Regions from separate parts of the Homo sapiens genome. Here region 2 is linked to region 1. Evidence: read pairs that join two places in POLR2A ChIA-PET (ENCODE). Cell type or tissue: GM12878. All regions are shown on one strand.

Evidence for each region. Peaks named below come from ENCODE experiments on the same cell type or tissue, not always from the same donor. Only the 100,000 strongest peaks of a DNase experiment are listed, where the experiment ranks them.
Region 2: POLR2A ChIA-PET joins it to region 1 with 6 read pairs; 5 of 35 experiments call an interaction of 5 or more read pairs at or near these places.

The regions. Positions count from the first base shown.
Region 1 is chr12:14,398,119-14,403,118 of GRCh38, reverse strand. All of the region lies in intron 1 of ATF7IP (activating transcription factor 7 interacting protein), which reads right to left. Among named protein-coding and RNA genes, the nearest start is that of ATF7IP, 35 kb to the right of the region's middle. In GM12878, no CTCF peak of the experiment used is centred here; no DNase peak of the experiment used is centred here; H3K4me3 peaks cover 1,010 bases; H3K27ac peaks cover 866 bases.
Region 2 is chr12:14,340,866-14,345,865 of GRCh38, reverse strand. No RefSeq gene overlaps it. Among named protein-coding and RNA genes, the nearest start is that of ATF7IP, 22 kb to the left of the region's middle. In GM12878, no CTCF peak of the experiment used is centred here; no DNase peak of the experiment used is centred here.

The DNA.
Region 1 (5,000 bases):
GCTGATAAAGATCACTTCAAACTAACAAGAAATTCCATAATAATATACCACAGATATTTCTCTTAAACACAAAAAAACACCATAGTAATAAAACACCACAGACATTTCTCTTAAACACAAAACAAAGGGTATGCATACTATATCCAATACGTTGTGAAAATCCTGAGCAAAGCAGTAAAAGCTCAAACAGGAGTCAGAACATACAATAAAGAAAACATTCAGGCCAGGAGCTGTGGCTCATGACTGTAATCCTAGTACTTTGGAAGGGTGAGGTGGGTGGATCACCTAAGCTCAGAAGTTCAAGACCAGCCTGGACAACATGGAGAAACTCCGTCTCTACTAAAAATACAAAACATTAGCCAGGCATGATAGAATCCCAGCTACTCAGGAAGCGAGGCAGGAGAATCGCTTGAACCCAGGAGGCAGAGGTTGTAGTGAGCCAACACCGCACCACTTCACTTCAGCCAGGGTGACAGAGGGAGACTTTGTCTCAAAAAAAAAAAAAAAAAATCAGAATGGCAAGAAAAATGTATCTAGAAACACTTACATGACATATTAGAACTGTCTTATGAAATATTAGAGCTAAGACTCAATGTAAAAAAAAAATCAATTCTTCCTGGATAAAATTTATTAGAAGTATTGTCAGGGAGGTGACTAAAGAAAAAAAAGGGGAATTTTTAAAAGTAACTATAGCCAGGCATGGTGGCTTATGCCTATAATCCCAACACTTTGGAAAGCTGGGACAAGAGGATTGCTTGAGCCCAGGAATTCAAGACCAGTCTGGGCAACACAGCGAGACCCCATCTCAACAACAAATTTAAAAATTAGCCAGGTATAGTGACATGTGTCTCTGGCCCCAGCTCCCTGGGAGGCTGTGGTGGGAGAATCACTTGAGCCCCAGAAGTTAAGGCTGCAGTGAACTATAATCATGCCACTGCACTCCAGTCCGGGCTACAGAACGAGACCCTATCTCAAAAAAAAAAAAAAAAAAGAAAGAAGAAAAGAAAAGAAAAAGAGAGAGAGAAAGACAGACAGAAAGAAAGAAAAAAAAAAGAAAATTCCACCTAGATATTTTGTAGCATGACTAGCTTTTAAAACTTACTCTGAGGCCAGGCGCGGTGGCTCACGCCTGTAATCCCAGCACTTTTGGAGGCCGAGGCAAGCGCATCACGAGGTCAGGAGTTAGAGACCAGCCTGGACAACAAGGTAAAACCCCGTCTCTACTAAAAATACAAAAATTAGCCAGGCATGGTGGTGGATGCCTGTAACCCCAGCTACTCGGGAGGCTGAGGCAGGAGAACTGCTTGAACCCAGGAGGTGGAGACTGCAGTGAGCCCAGCGCCATCGCACTCCAGCCTGAGCGACACAGCGAGATTCCATATCAAAAAAAAAAAAAAAAAAAAAGCTTAATCTCTAAGTGAAACAATGCTAAAAACAGGGAAAAAATTGAAAACCAAAAGTAATGAAAAATGTTTGCCCTCTCAGATGTGACAGCATATAACAAAGCATTATTATCTTAAGTACAAAAAAAAAAAGAGTACAACAGAATAATCATCCAAAAGACAGACACAAACAATAAAAAAGGTAACTATGACAGAGAAGCATCACAAACAAGAAAGAAAGGCCAGGCACGATGGCTCACGCCACTAATCCCAGCAGTTTGGGAGGCCAAGGCAGGCGGATCACCTGAGCTCAGGAGTTTAAGACCTGCCTGGCCAACATGGTGAAATCCCATCTCTATTAAAATTACAAAAATTAGCCGGGCGTGGTGGCAGACACCTGTAATCCCAGCTACTCAGGAAGCTGAGGCAGGAGAATCACTTGAACCCCAGGAGGCGGAGGTTGCAGTGAGCCGAGATCACACGACTATATTCCAACCTGGGTGACAAGAGCAAGACTCTGTCTCAAACAAAAACAAAACAAAACGTAACAAATAAGGAAGAAATGGATTTTGAAATAAATAGTGGAAAATCTATCAAAATAGCAGTTAAGCATAATAGCAAAGACACTAGACATAAAATAATATAAATATTCAAAGGCACAGAAAGTACTACAAGTAACCACAAGTTAGGAGAAATACTTGAAAAAATGGCATAGTGATATAGGATTAGTATTCAGAATAAAAAAGAAAATCTATTAGTGAATGAAAAGGACAAACAGTTGGAAAAAAAATACAGAAACGTGAGCAGGCAATTCATAAAACAACATATACAAGAAAAGGCATTCAACCTAATCATCAAAAAAAGACAAAACAGAAAGAGAAAATACATTTTTAAACATCAGATTGGCAACTACTTGTGGTTAGCATTAATATACAGAAATGAGTGGTCTTATGTACCATGAGCAGAAGAGTTAACTGTCACATCCATTTTTAAGGACAAACAAGCAGGAATTGTGCATCATTTTGACACAGCAAAGGACCTTTAAGGTATCTATCTAACAATGTATCAACATGTTTTACAAAGGAATATATCAGGATGCCTAGTGCTGCACTGTCATAGAAAATACAAAAACAAAAGCCCTTAATATCCCAGGAATTAAAAAAAAAATCTCTGAGAAATATTATCAAGCACACCAAAAAAGCAGAACTCTTGCAATTAATAGTGCAAATACCAGGACCAGACATACCTTTTTAAATATTAATCCTATTAATTTCCTGGTTATCTATCTAAAATATATATCTTCTCCTTACCTCAGTAAAATCATCTATGAAACTGAAATAACAAAGTCTGTCTTCATGGAAATGTTATGGGAATTAAATGACATAATAAATAGAAAGTACTTAGATACTGTAAGCAGTCAATAAATGTTTCCTGTTTTATGCCATTATATTTTAAAACACACAAAAATCTAAACATGTATACAGGCATGCAAGTGATATTTTAAAGACTAAAAGGATAAATGTCAAACTAGTTAAAAGTACCTCACTTACACAGAGACAAGGCGATACAAATACAGACTTTCAATTTAGACCTGATACGCCAGTGTGAATCATCACATGAAAATTCACTCATGTAATTGGTATTTGAACAGTTAAGTTCATCAGACATTCTCTCTTCCATGCTAGTGCTAAACCAGGGCAGCAGTCACATTTGTGAATGCAGCTAGGGTAGTAACTTATATAGACACTATGTCCCCGGAGAGACATGGAGGCTACCATCCCAAAGACAAATTATCAGCATATCCCATGTGTAGCAAGTACCACTTCCCCACCACTCACAATCACCTGAACCATCAGCATCCAGCCAAAGTAAAACAGGAAATCTCAAATACAAAAATGAATACATTCAAGAATTCAAACAAAAGGTCAGGTGCCAAATCCCACAAAAAACACTAGCTAATTAGTAGGAGAATAAACAGAAGACATTTTAAAATAGTATATTAAAAAATCCTCTAAGTGTATGAGAAGATATTACACTCACAAGAACAAACAAACACATAAGAAATATACCCAGAAGCAACAACTTTCAATTAAGTCAAGTTTCTAAAAAAAAAGAAACAAGAAAAAAAGGAGGGAAAAAATAAGAAAATTAAAAAAAATCAGCAAAGCTGAAAAAATATACAAGTTTTCCAATAATAAAGGTCTATTGAATCCCAAAACAAACTAAATTAAAATAAGCAAAATAAAATTTTTTGACACCTAGGCATACTGCAATAAGATTTCAGAAAATCATTATAGGGAAATATTAATAACTTAGAATATCATTTAACTACAGAAGAGAAAGAATTAAACTGGCATCAGACTTGTCATCAGCAATACTGAAAGCTAAAAAAAAAACAATATCCTCAAAATTCATGGGAAAAGTTATTTTCACTGTGGAATTCTACAGCTAGCAAAGCTAGCAGTCAGCAAGAGTGAGGAAATAAATATATTACTTCTGAGCAAAGACAGAGAATGCAGACCTTTGCTAAAATGATTATATATAAATATAAGTACAAGACCAGACAGCAGAAGAACCTATGAAGAAATTCAGATAAGGAAATTAGCAAAGCTCCAAAAAACAAGTAAAACTCTTGAGCAGGCTGAAATAACTGAGGATCAATCATCTTTAAAATAAATATGTTATTTATCCAGATAATTGCAATGTGTAAGTTAACTAACAGGTTGCAGAATATGGGGCAAAAATAAAGAAAATTATCAATCAGGGAAAAACCTGATGGGTTTCAAGCGTGTAAAACAACAAAAATATCATTAGCTATGCACTATAAACGAGACATACCTTAGAGTAACAGCATAGAAAGGTTGAAACAGAAGGATAGAAAATGATACGCTAGGCAAATAGTACCACAAAAAAGGGTAGGTATACATATAAAACCTATATATGACATATAAAAAAGAATTCAAGTTGAAAATCAAGTAATAGAACAAAAAAAAGAGATATGTCCTATTGATAAAACAAGTTTAAATAATTCAGGAAAAAACTAATAAATTCACAATCAGAAATAAATCTATGGATGAAGAACACAAAAGTAATAAGCAATGAACAACCCATTAGCATGTCAGAATAACAAAAATAAATAGAACTGTATACCCAATAAACCCAAAATATAATTTTTTTCACAAATACAGCCAATGTACATCAATATTGACCATGTGTATGGCGACAAGAAAATCTTAACAAACTCAAAGACAAAAAAAAAAAACCACAAGGCTATATTCTGTAGTCATAATGTAATAAATATACCAACAAGATGACAGAAAAATTATCTCCTTATAAATAAAAAAAAAAACTTTTAGATGTAGGAGGAAATCAGTGATAAAATACCAACGAAGTATTAAAAGAATACAACCTAGGGAAATCAGCTAAAATGATATTCAGATTAAAACTGATAGCCTTAAATGCATATATTAACAAAAAACACAAACTCAAAAACATTAATAAAGGCAAAAAGGTATAATCCCAAAGCATGGAATTACAATAAAAGCAGAAAATTATGAAAGAAAACAAATGAGCAAGCAATTAAGGAACCAAAAGCCAGTTCTTTAAAAACACTATTAA
Region 2 (5,000 bases), 57 kb after region 1:
CCAGTACTTTGGGAAGCCAACGCAGGGGGATTGCTTCAGCCTAGGGGTTTGAGGCTACAGTGAGCTAAGATTGCACCGCTCCACTCCAACCTGGGCAACAGAGCAAGACTCTGTCTCTAAATATATATACAAACATAAAGCTAGAATACAGACATTTTCAGATCTGCTAAATCTTAAAAATTTACCTCTCATATACAATTTTGCAGAAATCTTAATCAAGGATACCATCTACAAAAAGTGACAACATAAACCAAAAAGAAGAAAATGAGTTTCAGAAAAGAGATCCCAATACAATTGAGAGATGAAGAAAATTCTAAGAATAAATACAAAGGAGGCCGGGCATGGTGGCTCACGCCTGTAATCCCAGCACTTTGGGAGGCTGAGGCGGGCGGATCACGAGGTCAGGAGATCGAGACCATCCTGGCTAACACAGTGAAACCCCGTCTCTACTAAAAACACAGAAAATTAGCCGGGCATGGTGGCGGGCGCCTGTAGTCCTAGCTACTCGGGAGGCTGAGGCAGGAGAATGGCATGAACTCGGGATGCGGAGCCCGCAGTGAGCCAAGATAGCGCCACTGCACTCCAGCCTGGGTGACAGAGTGAGACTCCGTCCCAAAAAATAAAAATAAAAAAATAAAAAAATAAATACAAAGGAAAAGAACAAATCCTGATCAGAGAGCAACACAAGGTGCTCGAGAGGCATCTCCAGAGGGAAATAATGGAAATACTAGGTTATCTGATATATTGGGCCATGTGAAAAGCCATTTTTAGAGGATGTTTAAGGATTTAAGAAGGAAATTCTCTTGAAAAGAACAACAAACTAATGAAAAATAAACCAATTACCTGTAGGAAAATTAAAGTTACTGAAGAAAGAAAATATAATCATAGGGCACTATTTGAGTTAGCAGCAAATAATATTTTCCTGGCCCTAATAGCATGAACAGTATTTGGCTCAAGAGCAAATAATATTTACCTGGTTTTAATAATGTAAATACTGAATGTTGACTTCATAATGATTTATGAGAGAGATCTATTTGGAGAATAAAGAGAAGGATAGTTTGGAAGAATGGGCAGAGGGAAAAGGGCATAAGTGAGATGAATTCTATTCTACCATATCAGTAAGCTACTATAATAAGTAAATGGTGAATATAGAGATAGTGATATATGCATGTCATTTAGAAGTACCAATAGCCATATACAGAAAATTGAAACTGGTCCCCTTCCTTACACCATATACAAAAATTAACCAAGATGGATTAAAGACTTAAGTGTAGAACCTAAGTCTAAAACTGTAAAAACTGTAAAAACCCTGGTAGACAACCTAGGAAATACCATTCAGGACAAAGGCACGGACAAAGATTTCATGACAAAGACACCAAAAGCAATTGCAACAAAAGCAAAAATTGACAAGTGGAATCTAATTAAACTAAAGAGCCTCTGCACAGCAAAAGAAACTATCAACAGAGTAAACAGACAACCTACAGAATGGGAGAAAAATTTTGCAAACTATGCATCTGACAAAGTATAATATCCAGCATTTATACAGAACTTAAACAAATTTACAAGAGAAAACAACTCCATTAAAAAGTGGGCAAAGGACATGAACAGACACTTCTCAAAAGAAGACATACATGCAGCCAACAAGAAAACAATCTCAACATCACTAATCATTAGAGAAATGCAAATCAAAACCACAATGAGATACCATTTCACACCAGTCAGAATGTCCATTATTAAAAAGTCAAAAAATAATAGATGCTGGTGAGGTTGTAGAGAAAAAGGAATGCTTATACACTATTGATAGGAGTGTAAATTAGTTCAACCATTGTGGAAGACAGCGTAGCAATTCCTCAAAGACCTAGAGACAGAAATACCACTTGACCCAGCAATTCCATTACTGGGTATACACCCAAAGGAATAGAAGTCATTCTATTATAAAGACACATGCATGTATATTTAATTGCAGCACAATTCACAATAGCAAAGACATGGAACCCACCCAAATGTCCATCAATGATAGACTGAATAAAGAAAATGTGGTACATATACACCATGGAATACTATGCAGCCATAAAAAAGAATGAGATCATTTCCTTCACAGGGACATGGATGGAGCTGGAGGCCATTATCTTTAGCAAACTAATGCAGAAACAGAAAACCAAATACCACATGTTCTCACTTATAAGTGTGAGCTGAATGATAAGAACACGTGGACACATGGAGGGGAACAACACACACTGGGGCCTATCAGCGGGTGAAGAGTGGGAGGAGGGAGAGGACCAGGAAAAATAACTAAAATGGGTACAAGGCTTAATACCAGGGTGATGAAATAATCTGTGCAATAACCCCCCATGACACACATTTACCTGTGGAACGACCTGCACATCTGCACATGTACCCCTGAACTTAAAATACAAATTAAAAAAAAAATGTAGCCAAGTAACAGAATTGTATTAAATAATGTATGTAGCAGACATCCCCTTTGTTGGAGGAATTTCTTAGATTGTTTATAATTCTTTTCTTTTACAAATGTTAAGCAGTGTTCCTGCTTAACTGCTGTGTATTGAGCTGAAGAATATGAAATAATTGATTAGAGTATAAAATACCTGGAGTAAAATTGTAGAGTCCAAATAGTCACAGCACTAAATGGCCTCAATAAAAGATCTGTGTCAAAATGGCATGAAAGCATTCTGCATAATTTGCATATCACAGCTCTCATCCAATGTGTTTTGAAAACACAACTTTTGGAAAATTAAATTAACTCCCAATATCAATATTTTTAATTCATCTTTGTAAAATTTTAGTATTTTCAGTTGTAGTAGAAATTGAAAATTGACAATACTGCTTTTGTGTGGGATACTGTGGTAAATAAAAATGCCTGCTCAAGGCCTGGGGAGAACTAAGATGATTGGGGCTTCGGCTGCCTCCAGCTGCCCATGATGGCAATGATAGTTAAGAGGGTCAGTGTATCTGGATATCTGTAACCCATACATGTCACATCAGTGAACCTGCCCACATCATTATACCTTGGTACATTAGATAGAAAGCTGTAATCTACAAGACCCAAATTGTTATTTTTTTCAAGAAAGGAAGATCCATATTTGTTTTTGGGGGAAGAAAGGAACAAACTGCAGAAAAAGAACAAGGTTTACTAGGATGCTGAAGGATAATATTATATATTATATATGTAAAATTCATATGAATTATATCATATATTTTGTATGTATTTGAAATATATATTTAAATATATACTATATTATATAGTTTTTTGAGGTTTGTTTTGAGATGGAGTCTTGCTCTGTCTCCCAGACTGGAGTGCGGTGGCTTGGCTTACTGCAACCTCCGCCTCCCAGGTTCAAGCAGTTCTCCTGCCTTGGCCTCCTGAGAAACTGGGATTACAGGCACACACCACCATGCCTGGCTAATTTTTGTGGGGTTTTTTTTTTTGTTTTTTTGTTTGTTTGTTTGTTTGTTTTTGAAACAGAGTCTCACTCTGTCGCCCAGGCTGGAGTGCAAGTAGTGTGATCTCAGCTCACTGCAACCTCTGCCTCCGAGGTTCAAGCGATTCTTCTGCCTCGGCCTCCAGAGAAACTGGGATTACAGGCACACACCACCATGCCTGGCTAATTTTTGTGGGGATTTTTTTGTTTTTTTTGTTTGTTTGTTTGTTTTTGAAACAGAGTCTCACTCTGTCGCACAGGCTGGAGTGCAAGTAGCGCGATCTCAGCTCACTGCAACCTCTGCCTCCCAGGTTCAAGCGATTCCTCTGCCTCAGCCTCCCGAGTAGCTGGGATTACAGGCACGCACCACCACCCCTGGTTAATTTTTGTATTTTCACTAGGGACAGGGTTTCACCATATTGGCCAGGCTGGTCTCGAACTCCTGACTCGTGATCCGCCCGCCTTGGCCTCCCAAAGTGCTGGAATTACAGACACAAGCCACCACGCTCGGCCTAATTTTGTATTTTTAGTAGAGACAGGGTTTCACCATCTTGACCAGGCCAGTCTCAAAATCATGACCTCAAGTGATCCACCCACTTTGGCCTTCCAAAGTGCTGGGTTTAAAGGCGTGAACCACCGCACCAGGCCTAATAATAGTTTATATGTATTATAAAACACTGAACTATATATTCTGTAGTTTTAGAAAGGGGAAGGAACAGGCCAGGTGTGGTGGCTCACGCCTGTAATCCCAGCACTTTCGGAGGCCAAGGCAGGCAGATCACGAGGTCAGGAGATCGAGACCATCCTGGCTAACACAGTGAAACCCTGTCTCTACTAAAAATACAAAAAATTAGCCGGGCATGGTGGCAGGTGCCTTAGTCCCAGCCACTTGGGAGGCTGAGGCAAGAGAATGGTGTGAACCCGGGAGGTGGAGGTTTCAGTGAGCCAAGATCGTGCCACTGTACTCCAGCCTGGGTGACAGAGTGAGACTCCGTCTCAAAAAAAAAAAAAAAAAACCAACAACAAAGAAAAATCAGTAATAGAGGCTGGGCACGATGGCTTATGCCTGTGATCCCAGCACTTTGGAAGGCTGAGGGTGGATCACCTGAGGTCAGGAGTTCAAGAACAGCCTGGCCAACATGGCAAAACCCTGTCTCTACTACAAATACAAAAAAAAAATTAGCCTGGTGTGGTGGCGGGTGCCTGTAATCCCAGCTACTCAAGAGGCTGAGGTGGGAGAATTCCTAGAACCCTGGGAGCAGAGGTTGCAGTGAGCTGAGATCGCTCCACTACACTCCAGCCTGGGTGACAGAGTGAGACTCCAACTCAAAAAAAAAAACAAAAAACAAAAACAATAATAGAGATGAAAATATGTCTTCAATGAGCTCATCAATTAGAGTCAATACAGGTAAGCAAAGAATCAATAAACTTGAAGATAGGTCAATAGAAATTATTCAAACTAAAATGCAAAGAGAAGAAAGGGATGAATGAAAAAACACAACAGAATATTCATAAGATGTGAAACAATATCAAATGGACTAACATTTGCATAATTAGAAT